2 separate regions of the Homo sapiens genome follow, and region 1 is linked to region 2. The links are chromatin contacts, found by Hi-C or POLR2A ChIA-PET in ENCODE. All regions are on one chromosome and are shown on one strand. Each heading gives the region's core, a stretch centred on a gene start or an enhancer-like site at or near the end of the contact. The rest is flanking DNA. Distances are from core to core; before and after follow the strand shown.

Region 1 (6,790 bases), core at 2,639-5,138, 4.1 Mb after region 2:
AAGTGCTTTGTAAACTAACAAAAAATTTATTTCTTGAAATAAATGTGGCCAGGTGCAGTGGCTCACAACTGTAATCCCAGCACTTTGGGAGGCCGAGGTGGGCAGATCACTTGAGGTCAGGAGTTTGAGACCAGTTTGGCCAACATGGTGAAACCCCGTCTCTAATAAAAATACAAAAATTAGTTGGGCATGATGGTGCACGCCTGTAGTCCCAGCTACTCGGGAGACTGAGGTACGAGAATTGCTTGAACCTGGGAGACAGAGGTTGCAGTGAGCCGAGATGGTGCCACTACACGCCAGCCTGGATGACAGAGCAAGACTCTGTCTCAAAACAAAAACAAAAACAAAACAAAGAAAATAAACGTGATTTTTTTTTTTTTTTTGAGACAAGAGTCTCGCTCTGTCACCCAGGCTGGAGTGTAGTGGTGCGATCTCAGCTCACTTCAGCCTCCGCCTCCCAGGTTCAAGCAATTCCCCTGCTTCAGCCTCCCGAGTAATTGGGACTACAGGTGCAAGCCACCATGCCCAGCTAATTTTTGTATTTTTAGTAGAGACCGGGTTTCACCATGTTGGCCAGGATGGTCTCGATCTCTTGACCTCGTGATCTGCCCACCTTGGCCTCCCAAAGTGCTGGGATTACAGGCACGCACCACCGCGCCTGGCCAGAAACGCGATTTTAATATCTAAATTGAAACCTTAAAAACACTGATGTATTTAGGCCAGGTGCTGTGGCTCACACCTGTAATCCCAGCACTGTGGGAGGCCGAGGTGGGCAGATCACTTGAGGTCAGGAGTTTGAGACTAGCCTGGCCAACATGGTGAAAGCTCATCTCTACTAAAAATACAAAAATTAGCCAGGCATGATGGCAGGTGCCTGCAATCCCAGCTACTCTAGAGGCTGAGGTGGGAGAATTGCTTGAACCTGGGAGGCGGAGGTTGCAATGAGCTGAGATTGCACCATTGCACTCCAGCCTGGGCAACAGAGCGAGACTCTGTCTCAAAAAAAAAAAAAAAAGAAAAGAAAAGAAATTACTAGAAGAAAACACTGGGGGGGGGGGGGCCAGGCACGGTGGCTCACACCTGTAATCCCAGCACTTTGGGAGGCTGAGGCAAGTGGATCACCTGAGGTTAGGAGTTCGAGACCAGCCTGGGAAACATGGTGAATCCCTGTCTGGACTAAAATACAAAAATTAGACAGGCATGATGGAGGGTGCCTGTAATCCCAGATACTCGGGAGGCTGAGACAGAGAATCGCTTGAACCCAGGAGACAGTGGTTGCAGTGAGCCAAGATTGCGCCACTGCACTCCAGCCTAGGCGGCTGAGCGAGACTCCATCTCAAAAAAAAAAAAAAAAGAAAAGAAAAGAAAGAAAACACTGGGGAAATGTTCCAGGGTATTGATCTGGGCAAAGACCTCAAAGCACAGACAACAAAAGCAAAAACAGACAAATGGAATTACATCAAACTAAAAAGTATATGCACAGCAAAGGAAACAACAAAGCAAAGAGACAACACACAGAATGGGAGAAAATATTTGCAAACTATCCATTTGATGAGGGACTAATGACTAGAATATATTAGGAGCTCAATAGCAAGAAAACAATCAGATTTAAAAGTGGGCAAAAGATCTGAATAGACATTTCTGAAGAGATACAAATGGCCAAGAGATATGAAAAAGGGCTCAATGTCACTAATCAGAGAAATGCAAATAAAGACAGTAAGATATCATCTCATCCCAGTTAAAATGGCCTTTATCAAAAAGGGAATAACATGCTGAGATGGATGTGAAGAAGGAACCTCATACACTGTTGGCGAGCATCTCAATTAGTGCAGCCACTATGGAAAACAATATGGAATCCTCAGAAGATTAACTTCTGAGAAATCATAAGTTCTGGAATCATAACTACCATATGATCCAGCAATCCCACTACCGGTATATACCAAAAAGAAAGGAAGGGCCAGGCACGGTAGCTCACGCCTATAATCCCAGCACTTTGGGAGGCCGAGGCAGGCAGATCACTTGGGGTCAGGAGTTCAAGACCAGCCTGGCCAACATAGTAAAACCCTGTCTCTACTAAAAATACAAAAATTAGCCAGGCATGGTGGCACACACCTGTAGTCTCAGCTACTCGAAAGACTGAGGCACGAGAATTGTTTCAACACAGAGGCAGAGGTTGCAGTGAGCCAAGATGGTGCCACTGCACTTCAGGCTAGGCGACAGAGCAAGATGGAGTCTCAAAAAAAAAAAAAAAGAAAGAAAATCAATATATCAAAGAGATATTTGCACTCCTATGCTTATTGTAGCACTGTTCACAACAGTCAAAATATGGAATCAACCAAAATGTTCATCAATGGATGACTGGATAAATAAAATGTAAATATACACAATGAATACTATTCAGCCATAAAAAATAATAAAATCCTATTTGCAACAACATTGATGGAACTGGAGGTCATTATGTTAAGTGAAACAAGCCAGGCAAAGAAAGACAAGCATCACATGATTTCACTCATAAATGGGAAGTTGAAAAGTGGATATCATGAAGATAAGTTGGTGGTTACCAGAGGCCAGGAAGGGTAGCCAGGAGAAGGGGATGAACAGGGTGATTAATAGGTACAAAAATTGGTAGAAGTGCTGGGCAAGGTGTCAAGAGCCCCAGCATCAGAAAGTGGTCGACTTGCTGGTTGGTAAGAAGAATTTATCGACAACAATATAGGTTTGAAAAAGGAAAGTTTTATTAGAACGCTGCAGAAGAGTGCAGCCTCAGCAAGAGAGAACTGAGCATGCCGCGGTGGATTTTTCATGTCCCTTTTCGAATGTCTCATTTTTTGCAAATTCAATCCAAGTTGCGTTCATTTAGCCAGGATCCTTCTAAGCTCATTCAAGAATTTTGGGCTTTAACTATTTCCTTTGATTTAACCTGGTACCAGGTGCCAACTTTAGATAATAGGGATATCTAATTACTTCTAAATTCCTCAGATAAGGGGCCTGCTTGATGGTCACCAGGTGATCTGTGCTCTCCTTAAGAGGGAATAAGACCTAGCGTTGGCAGAGTTCTGTAGGGTGACTATAGTTAACAGTAATCTGTTGTATATTTTAAAATGTTATTATTGAAGAGAGTAACTGGAATGTTCCCAGTATAAAGACAAATGTTTAAGGTGATAGAGATCTCATTTACCCTGATTTAATCATTACACATTATATGAAAGTATCAAAATACCACATGTACCCAGAAAACACATACGTCTCTTACATATCAATAAATACAACTTGAGATTATGATGTAAATACATCTGACCAACTTGGTACTTATTAGACTTATGTGCGCAGCACTGCTCTAGTCCTGTGGGTGCAGCAGCATCAGGATCGTTAAAGAAAACAAACAATGCTGAGAAAAAAACTCACACCCCTGAGACATCCGGGTGTGAATAAATGCGGCAGAGTCGCCCGAGATCGGGAGACCAGGCGTGGGGGAGAGGTCCGGGAGGCCTGGACCAGAGTCCTAACAGACCAGAGGCGAAACGGGAAGGCGCGCCAGAAAAGGAACAACGCAAAGGGAGCAGGCGTGCACGGAGCGCGAACTAAGGAACCCCTCTGACAACCCCAGTCCCTCGGCAGTTCCAGAGACCGGCTCCTCACGGAGGGTGGCGGTAGAGACTGTTAAGCCCCGCGGGCGCCGGGGCAGGCCGGACTGTGCCATTCGTGGGGGGTACCATGTGGGACCGAGCCGCCTCACCCAGGGCTGTCCAGCTAGAAACTCCCCGGTGCCACCCCCGCCTCAGTCCGAGGTAGACTCGGCCGGACGTGACGCAGCGTGAGGCCAAGGCGGCGTGAGTCTGCGCAGTGTGGGGCTGAGGGAGGCCGGACGGCGCGCGTGCGTGCTGGCGTGCGTTCATTTTCAGCCTGGTGTGGGGTGAGTGGTACCCAACGGGCCGGGGCGCCGCGTCCGCAGGAAGAGGCGCGGGGTGCAGGTCAGCGCCAGCGGGGGCGCGGCGCATGTGTGGGCCGTGGCGCTGGGCGGCGTGGGGGTGCTGGACGGTGTCCCTGTGCTGGACGGTGTCCCGCTGGCTCAGAACCGGCGCGGGGCCTGGGTCGGGGCCGCCCTCGCTTCCGGCCTCCCAGTCGGGCCCTGTCGCTGGCGTTGGATTTGACTGACCGCCAGCGTGGTGGCAACGCTGAAGCGTCCAGAATCTTCTGCCTAACCTCTCGCCGGCATGGAACTGGCTAGCCGTTTTATTAAACTCTGTTTTGCGTGGACGGTAAACCCTCCAGATAATCTGTAAATAGGCTAAAAAAAATTCGGAACCTCGTTGAGCTGCTGTCGTTGGCAGTGAGAACTCCGCGCAGAGAGACAGATGTAGTTGGGTTGACTTCAGTGAGGGGATTTCCATCTTTCTCAGTCATTAAAAAAAGTGTTCAGACATTTAACACTGTTGACCCCCACACACAATTTTTTAGTACAGTTATAACTAAGAAAACAAAAATCCCCTCCAAAAAATTACAAGTTAATTGCGAAAGACCACATTTAAATTTTTGCCCATGAAATTCAGTTTAGTCGTTTCTCTGAAACAGTGCTTCAAAAAAGACTGTTTCCCCGCATTGTGTGAAATGCAGGAGACCCACGTACTTGTATTTTTAAAAAACCCATTTGCAACATACTATTAAAGTTGGATTTAAGAGAACATGGTAGAAGAAAATCTAAGCAATACTACACCTTTTAGCACCCTCATTATGTTTTCATCTCAGAGCAATTAAAACTGCTATACAAATCAACGTTAAGATAACTAAACTGCTGCTTTTTTCGTATTCAGTTGTCTATGAAAACCGTTTCCCTAGGAAGTACTTACTCTGCTTGAAAATGCTCCTAAACTTTAAATTTTGGGGTATCTCAGGGTTGCAATGAAAGTTTTTTGAAATCTTTTTTTTTTTTTTTTTTTAAGGCTTGTAAACATATAACATAAAAATGGCTTCCAAAAGAGCTCTGGTCATCCTGGCTAAAGGAGCAGAGGAAATGGAGACGGTCATCCCTGTAGATGTCATGAGGCGAGCTGGGGTAAGTCCCACATCGATTTTTAGCCATTCCTGTTTTAAATGTTTTTGGATTTTTAAATCATTTTGAATAAAATATTCAAAGTGCTCTATGAAATATTTCAAATATACACAAAATTTCAGAGATGACATAAGAATAAATACCTGTTGATCCACTGCTCACATTTAACGCTTGTTAATGTCTTGCCATATTTCCTTCAGACCCATTTCTCTTTTGTTTTGAGCTCTGTCGTCCAGGCTGGAGTGCGATGGCAGGATCTTGGCTCATTTCGGTCTCTGCCTCCTGGGCCCAAACCATCTTCCCACCTCAGCCTCCCAAATAGCTGAGACTACAGATGCGTGCCACCACACCTGGCTAATTTTTGTATGTTTTGTAGAGACAGGGTTTTGCCATGTTGCCCAGGCTGCTCTCCAACTCCTGAGCTCAAGTTGTCCACCCGCCTCAGGCCTCCCAAAGTGTTAGGACTACAGGCGTGAGCCACTGCACTGTCCTTAGACCCATTTCTTTTTTCTTCTTTTTTTTTTTTTTTGAGATGGTGTCTCTCTGTGTCGCTCAGCCTGGAACGCAGTGGTGTGATCTCTGCTCGCTGCAACCTCTGCCTCCCGGGTTCAAGAGATTCTCCTGCCTCACCCTCAGCTGGGATTACAGGTGTCCGCCACCACGCCCGGCTAATTGTATTTTTAGTACAGATGGGGTTTCACCATGTTGGCCAGGTTGGTCTCGAACTCCTGGCTTCAAGTGACCCGCCCGCCTTAGCCTTTTACAGTGCTGGGATTACAGGCAGGAGCCACCATGCCCGGCCCCTCAGACTCGTTTCTTAAAGAGCAGATGCTTCAAAGAAATACATTTGAAGCCCCCTTTGTAAATTTCTCCAATCCTATGCCCCTTCTTCCTTCCTTAAAGATAAGTGCTATCCTCGCACTCTTGTGTATCCATGCATGTGTGTCTTTTTTTTTTTTTTTAAGACAGAGTCTTGCTCTGTCACCCAGGCTGGAGTGCAGTGGTGTGACCTCAGCTCACTGCAACTTCTGCCTCCTGGGTTCAAGCAGTTCTCTGCCTCAGCCTCCCAAGTAGCTGGGATTACAGGTGCGCACCACCATGCCTGGCTAATTTTTTGTATTTTTAGTAGATGGGGTTTCACCATCTTGGCCAGGCTGGTCTTGAACTCTTGACCTCGTGATCCACCCACCTCGGCCTCCCAAAGTGCTGTGATTACAGATGTGAGCTACTGCACCCGCCCCCACGCATGTCTTTAAGGTAGCATTTGACCGTGGTTCTCATTTTGCGTGTTTATATATTATCTCTCTCTATCTAAAAATAGTGAACAGTGAAGTGAAGTAGAACTAACTCTGTGCCAGGCAGCATTCTAAGTGCCGATAAACCTTACAACAATGTCGTGAGTTAGATATCACCATCCTCATTTTACAGTTGAAGAAACTGAGGCACAGAGACATAAATAATGTACCCACATCACGTAGTAAGTACAAAAGCCAGAACTCAGACCCAGGCAGCCTGGCCCCAGAGTCTGTTAACCCTATACTCCTCTGGTTCTCAGAAATGAAGATACATGTCGATTAAGTTTATCCACTTAAAATTGCTGCTTGGTGTTGCACTGAATGCCACAATCTACCCATTCCTCTAATTACAGCATTACAATTCTGTAATACGTATTCTTGTGTAGGTTTCTTTGTGCAAATGTGAGGAAATTTTTCCAGGTTATATATCTAAAAGTAGAATGAC
Region 2 (6,345 bases), core at 2,275-4,774:
GGAAAGAGGAAAAGGACCTCACTAAAACCACTGTCATCCAGAGTGGCTGGGTGCCACCCCCCACCAGCAACATCACAGGCTGAACACTGTGGCAGGGGAAATATACTTTATCAAAACAATCTACCCAGTTGCTAAACAAATAAGCATATTAACAATGACAAGCCCCAGGGTTGGGGACAGTACCCAGAATTGCTAAAATGTATTATCTAAAATGTCAAAAAAATTATGAAGGCATAATTCCAACAAAAAATTATGAAGCACTCAAAGAAAAAGAAAAGTAGGCTCATACACTGGAATAAAAGCAGGCCACAGAAGCTGTCTGTGAGAGTGACCAGATGTTGGATTTATACATATATAAAGGACCAAGGTAGCCATGATAAACAATATCAAGATCATGAATAAAGAAGAAACATAAGATAATGCTGCATCAAAGAGACTATCAATAAAGATAAATTACTTAAAAACCAAATGGAAATTCTGGAGTAGAAAAGTACAAAACCTGAAATAACAAAATTCACTAGAAGGGCTTAATAGTAGAACTGAACTGGCAGGATAAGCAAACTTGAAGACAGATCGATAGATTATGCATGCTGAAGAACACAGAGAAAAAAAGAACGAAGAAAAATAAAGCAAGCTGCAGAGAAATGCTGGACATCATTAAGTGCACTAACATACACAAAATAAGAACCACCAGGAATGCAGAGAGAAAGGAGCAGAAAAAATATTTGAAGAAATAATGGCTGAGAACTTCTCAAATTTACAGAAAAACATTAACCTATATATCCAGGAATCTTTTTTTTTTGAGACGGAGTCTCACTCTATCGCCCAGGCTGGAGTACAGTGGCATAATCTTGGCTCACTGCAAGCTCCGCCCCCCAGGTTCATGCCATTCTCCCGCCTCAGCCTCCCAAGTAGCTGGAACTACAGGCGCCCGCCACCACGCCCCGCTAATTTTTTGTATTTTTAGTAGAGATAGGGTTTCACTGTGTTAGCCAGGATGGTATCAATCTCCTGACCTTGTGATCCGCCTGCCTCAGCCTCCCAAAGTGCTGGGATTACAGGCGTGAGCCACCGTGCCTGGCCCCATATCCAGGAATCTTAATGAACAGAACTCCAAATAGGATACATGCAAAGAGATCCACAGACACATCACTGTAAAAATACAAAGATCAAAGGCAAAATCTTGAAAGAGAACAAAACCTTGAAAGCCCCAAGAAGAAAGCCACTTAGAAGGGAACCTCAATAAATGAACTGACTGAAACAATGGAGAATATTCAAACATATTCAACATGCTCAAATAAACTTGTCAACCAAGAATCCTATATCCAGCAAAGCTATACTTCAAAAATGGGCTGGGCATGGTGGCTCATGCCTGTAATCCCACCACTTTGGGAGGCTGAGGCAGTGATCACCTGAGGTCAGGAGTTTTAGACCAGCCTCGCCAACATGGTGAAAACCTGTCTCCAGTAAAAACACAAAAATTAGCCGGGCGTAGTGGCAGCCTCCTGTAATCCCAGCCATTCCAGAGGCTGAGGTGAGAATCACTTGAACCCGGGAGGCAGAGGTTGCAGTGGGCCGAGATCACACCTCTGCACTCCAGCCTGGGCAACAGAGTGAGACTCTGGTCTCAAAGCAAAAACAACAACAACAACAACAACAACAACAACAACAACAAAACTCACTTTACAAGAAACACTAAAAGAAGTTCATCAGGCTGAAAGCAAGTGACCCCAGACAGTAATTCAAAACCACACACACACAAAAACAGCACCAGTAAAGGTAATTATGTTCTTATATAGTTTAAATGCCTATTCCTCTACCTCCTTCTCTTAATTTAAAAAGCAATTGTATACAGTAATATGTGTATAATATATACAGACATGTACTATATTTGCCAATAACAAAACAAAGTGGGTGAAAGCAAACCCCTGCTGGCTAAGGAAATGACCACAGACAGAAAGTAATAATGATAACACAGTACTGTTGAGTTTGTAACATTATCAGATGTAATACATATAACAAAATACCACAAAAATAACCATATAAGAGTAACATTTCTGTATCACTTGGAATTAACCTAGTACAAATCTGAAGCTTAAGATGTATATGGAGAATATGAAGATTAAGCTGTATACGGTAAAACATAAAGCACTGGAAAAAACCCAAAAAAGTTGTGGAAAAAAAATCATTAAATTAAAATGCTACATTAGGAAATATTCACTTTAATCCACTTAAAGAAGGAACAGGGGAAGAAAAAGACAGACTTGTATAAAGAAAAGAAAAAGTAAAATGGCAAATGTAAACCTAACTACAGTGTATCAATAATATTAAATGTGCATGGGCTAAACAATTCAATCAAAAGGCAGAAACTACCAGACTGCATTTTAAAAAAGATCCAAGTATATGTGCCTACAGGAGACAAGTTTTGGTTCAAAGATAAAAATAGTAAAAGGAGTTGGAATTCACAAGTGGCCACTCCATTTGAACAAACCAGGAGAGCCTCCATGCAGCTCAGAGCCTCCCAAGTGGACCGGGACCCGCGCCGGGTCCACTGTGAAAAGGGTCCTTCGCCTTAACTGTTACACCCACGCAATGAGCACTTGCCCCTTGCCAGACACTGGCACCCCCCTTCAATCCTCACCACCCTCTTGGTGGATCCCTCATCACCCCACTTTTAGCACATTCAGTAGATGGGGCCAAGCTGAGGTCACTTGCTGTGTGACGTCCATTGGAGTGGCAGCAGTTGAGGGGCACAAACTCAGCTCTGCAGCATCTAGCACTACCAGGAGTTGAAACCAGTTCTGGAGAGGGTGCCCCACCTTCCTAGGAAAGTGGCCCGAAACCTCCCTTCAAGGGGGCGTGACCTGGGAGCCCCCTGTTGCCCAGGACGTGAACTGTGAGCTCCACTTCTCCCGAGGGCGTGGACCGGAGCCCCCCTTCTCCCGCGGGCATGGCCTGGGAGCTCCCCTTCTCTCGGGGGTGTGGCCCAGAGGCCCCATTCTGCGGGGGTGGGTAACCTGGGAGCCCCCTTCTCCCGGGGACGTGACCTGTGAGCTCCACTTCTTCCGAGGGCGTGGCCCGGAGCCCCCTTTTCACAGGGGCGTGACCTGGCAGCCCTCCTTCTCCCGGGAGCGTGGCCTGGAGCCCCCCAACTACTGCCGGGGGCGAGGCCCAAGCGGAGGCCGCTCCTAGGCCACAGGCACCCCGTGACCCCGCCCCGGTTCTCCAGACAGCAGGTGACCCAGAGTCCCCGCCCTGCCCGGCGCAGCTGCTGCCGGGACCCAGCCCTCACCTTCCGGCTCCTCATGAGTGTGAGCACCGCAGCCAAGCACCGCGCGCCCCGGCCAACGCGTCCCGGCGGAGCGGCGACCCGGAGTCTGCAGAGCGCGCCGCGGCGGCGTCCGACGTCAGCACAGCCAATCACAGTGCAGCACCCTCGTCATGTGATTCCCCCCCCCCCCCCCCCCGTGTTGGCTCTTTCGTAAGCGGCGGGCGAAGGTCACAGGCCTTGGGCCAGTGGTGGGACACTGGAGCAGGAAGTCGGCCTGTGGCCGGCCATGTTCATGAGGGCGCGTCCCTTGGCACCCCTGTAGCCGCTATGTTTCCCACGCCCGTGGCAGGCCTGAGAGATTATGTTTGCGGGGGGTGCTTTTTTTGTAGCTTCTGTGTTCGCCATATTTGAAAGGGGCAGACGGCCATGTTCGTGAACGGCGCTTCCCTTGGTGCACCTGTGGCCGCCATGTTTGAGCGAGGTGGGCAACTATGTTCTTGAGGGGGGAGCAACCATGTTCTTGAGGGGCTCTTCCCTTGAAGCCTCTTTGGCCACCATGTTTGAGAGGGGCAGACGGCCATGTTTGTAAGGGGCGCTTCTCTTGGTGCGCCTGTGGCCGCTATGTTTGAGAGGGGCAGGCAACCATGTTCGTGAGGGGCGCTTCCCTTGAAGCCTCTTTGGCGCCATGTATGAGAGGGGCGGACGGCCATGTTTGTGAGGGGCTCTTCCTTTGGTGCGCCTGTGGCCGCCATGTTTGAGAGGGGCGGGCGGGACGTCCGTGAGGGGCCCCTCCCCTTGCATCCCCTGGCTAACAGCCTGCAGGAGGGCGGGAAGTGCTTTCTCCAGTGCCGCAGAGCGCTGGTTTCTGAGTGCCGGTTAGCGGCCTTGAGCAGCGCGAGGGACTCCCAGGCCTGCCCGTGCTGCGGTCCCGCTGGGGAGCTTTGCGCGCTTGTCGCAGGCTGTGCTGCCCCGCGACATGCCGCTTTGGGTTGGGGTGGCCCGCCCGGGAAGTGGCCTCAGCTGTCCCCCACGTTGCGGGCGGGAGGGGGCCTTAGTGGAGGCCGTCGGTGGGCCCAGGAGGCCAGGGTCCGGCGTCGGGCTGGGGGCCGGTTTTCGTCCCCCGTTACGTGCAAGGCGGGAAATGACCCCTCCGCCGTCCCGTTACTCTCCGGGGCCAACGTGGACTCGCAGGGGCCACGCCTTTTCCAATGGCCACGCCCCTAGCAGGCCTGGGTGGACCCGCAGCGGCCACGCCTCCTCCAATGGCCGCGCCCTATCAGGTCTGGATGGACACACGGCGGCCACGCCTCCTCCAGCAAACACGCCCCTAGCAGGCCTGGGCTGCTGTGATGCGTCCTCTTTGGCCGCCGCTGAGGGAGGTGTTTGTAAAGCTGAGGACCACTGTTCTGTTGTGGGTTTTTTTGTTTGTTTGTTTGTTTTTTGAGACGGAGTCTCGCTCTGTCACCCAGGCTGGAGTGCAGTGGCGCGATCTCAGCTCACTGCAACCTCCGCCTCATGGGCTCAAGCCATTCTCCTGCCTCAGCCTCCTGAGTAGCTGGGATTACAGGCAGGCGCCACCACACCTGGCTAATTTTTGTATTTTTAGTAGAGATGGGGTTTCATCATGTTGGTCAGGCTGGTCTCGAACTCCTGACCTCAAATAATCCGCCCACCTTGGCCTCCCAAAGTGCTGGGATTACAGGCGTGAGCCACCGTGCCAGGCCCACTGTTCTTTTCTTTTCTTTTTTTTTTTTGACGGGAGTCTCGCTATGTCGCCCAGGCTGGAGTGGAGTGACGCAATCTCGGCTCACTGCAAGCTCTGCCTCCCGGGTTCACGCCATTCTCCTGCCTCAGCCTCCCGAGTAGCTGGGACTACAGGCTCCCGCCACCACACCCGGCTAATTTTTTTGTATTTTTAGTAGAGACGGGGTTTCACCGTGTTAGCTAGGATGATCTCGATCTCCTGACCTCGTGGTCCGCCTGCTGCGGCCTCCCAAAATGCTGGGATTACAGGCGTGAGCCACCGCGCTCGGCACACTGTTCTGTTCTTAAGAATTTCAACATAGAAATGAAATCCAGCCTTGCCTTAAACCCTCCAGCCCTCAAGTTCTCTGGGCTCTAGGATGTGTGTCTTCAGAAAAGGGCGCAGGGTGGAAGCCACATCAGAGGCCGAGGACACCTGGCCCCTCCCCTCTCCGCCCGCAGGTGGCTGCGCAGTCCAGGGCTGGCTCCCAGGTGCTCGGGCGCAGGGTGCACCCAGCAGCCCGTACTGTGCTTTGCAAATAAATGGGAGTCTTATTTCCTTTTTAAATCATTATTTTTTTTTTCAAGTGAGAACATTTAAATCAGGCAGTTTTGTCAGAAGCATTAGGTTTTCCACTTAAACTACAAAGGTTGAAAAGTGAACTGCATTGCATTGTGGCTTCATGGCCTGCTCAGGGTCCCTCTGTGCACTGTTCCAAGGCAGGGTGTGATTCATAATCTCTTCCAAAAGCATCAGTGTGCCTTCTCTTACGGTATGACTCTCTCAAAGCCCAGACATGCAGCTGATGCCTCCTTTTAGTGCCTGAGAAGGGAGAGTATTTAAGGATCCTGCCAGCTTGAGCTCTATGCAGCCTCCACTCTCTTTAGAAGTGTGACGTTTGGTAATTAGGTGGAGCCCTCAAATTAGACTGCACGTGGGGTTTTGCTTTCGGCAGTGAGTGAAGATGCTTGCAGCCCTGGTGTACACACACACACACATGTCCTACCTGGCTGTTGTACCCTCTCTCTTCCTAGCCCTGCGCTTCTCCCGTGTTATTATCCATGTTGTACAGAAGGGGAGGAGACAAATGTGTAACTGGCAGGAAATGCGTTTGAAATGGAAACTTAATATAATCGCTGCCAGCTGTTCAGAAAAAAATGAGAGCGAGCGATACTTTGTTAAACACCTAGCCTGTCCCATTTTCGCAGAGATTGATTTCATAATAAGCTTGGTTCAGTGGTTTTATTTCCCAGTCCTTGGGAGCTCAAAGTTTTCATCCACTGGGGCTTGGCTGGTGTTTGCCTGTCTTGTTTGTGGTTGGTGCCAGTTG

Evidence for each region. A loop is a pair of places that touch in the nucleus more often than their neighbours do. ChIA-PET counts read pairs that join two places held with the same protein, here RNA polymerase II (POLR2A). Pooled maps may share reads with other maps.
Region 1: a loop to region 2 is called in a map of naive thymus-derived CD4-positive, alpha-beta T cell, with 20 times the contacts of the local background. The contact joins the promoter of PARK7 here to the promoter of LINC01134 in region 2. A Hi-C loop is called at or near these places in 1 of 168 maps with a recorded cell type or tissue (naive thymus-derived CD4-positive, alpha-beta T cell), 1 of 37 single-sample maps with no recorded cell type and 9 of 50 pooled maps. POLR2A ChIA-PET finds 5 or more read pairs at or near these places in 2 of 52 experiments (GM12878 and HEK293).

The regions. Positions count from the first base shown.
Region 1 is chr1:7,957,823-7,964,612 of GRCh38, forward strand. PARK7 (Parkinsonism associated deglycase) reads left to right here and starts at 3,889. Exons shown (of 7, transcript NM_007262.5): 1 at 3,889-3,971; 2 at 4,941-5,053. The coding sequence starts at 4,964. RefSeq lists enhancers at 2,957-3,740, 3,440-3,539, 3,741-4,524, 3,920-3,969, 4,170-4,219 and 1 more and a silencer at 3,690-3,789.
Region 2 is chr1:3,896,880-3,903,224 of GRCh38, forward strand. LINC01134 (long intergenic non-protein coding RNA 1134) reads left to right here and starts at 3,525. Exons shown (of 4, transcript NR_024455.1): 1 at 3,525-3,752. C1orf174 (chromosome 1 open reading frame 174) reads right to left here and starts at 3,393. Exons shown (of 4, transcript NM_207356.3): 1 at 3,293-3,393. The coding sequence starts at 3,307. RefSeq lists enhancers at 2,485-3,055, 3,056-3,624, 3,625-4,194, 3,834-4,093 and silencers at 3,144-3,213, 4,294-4,473.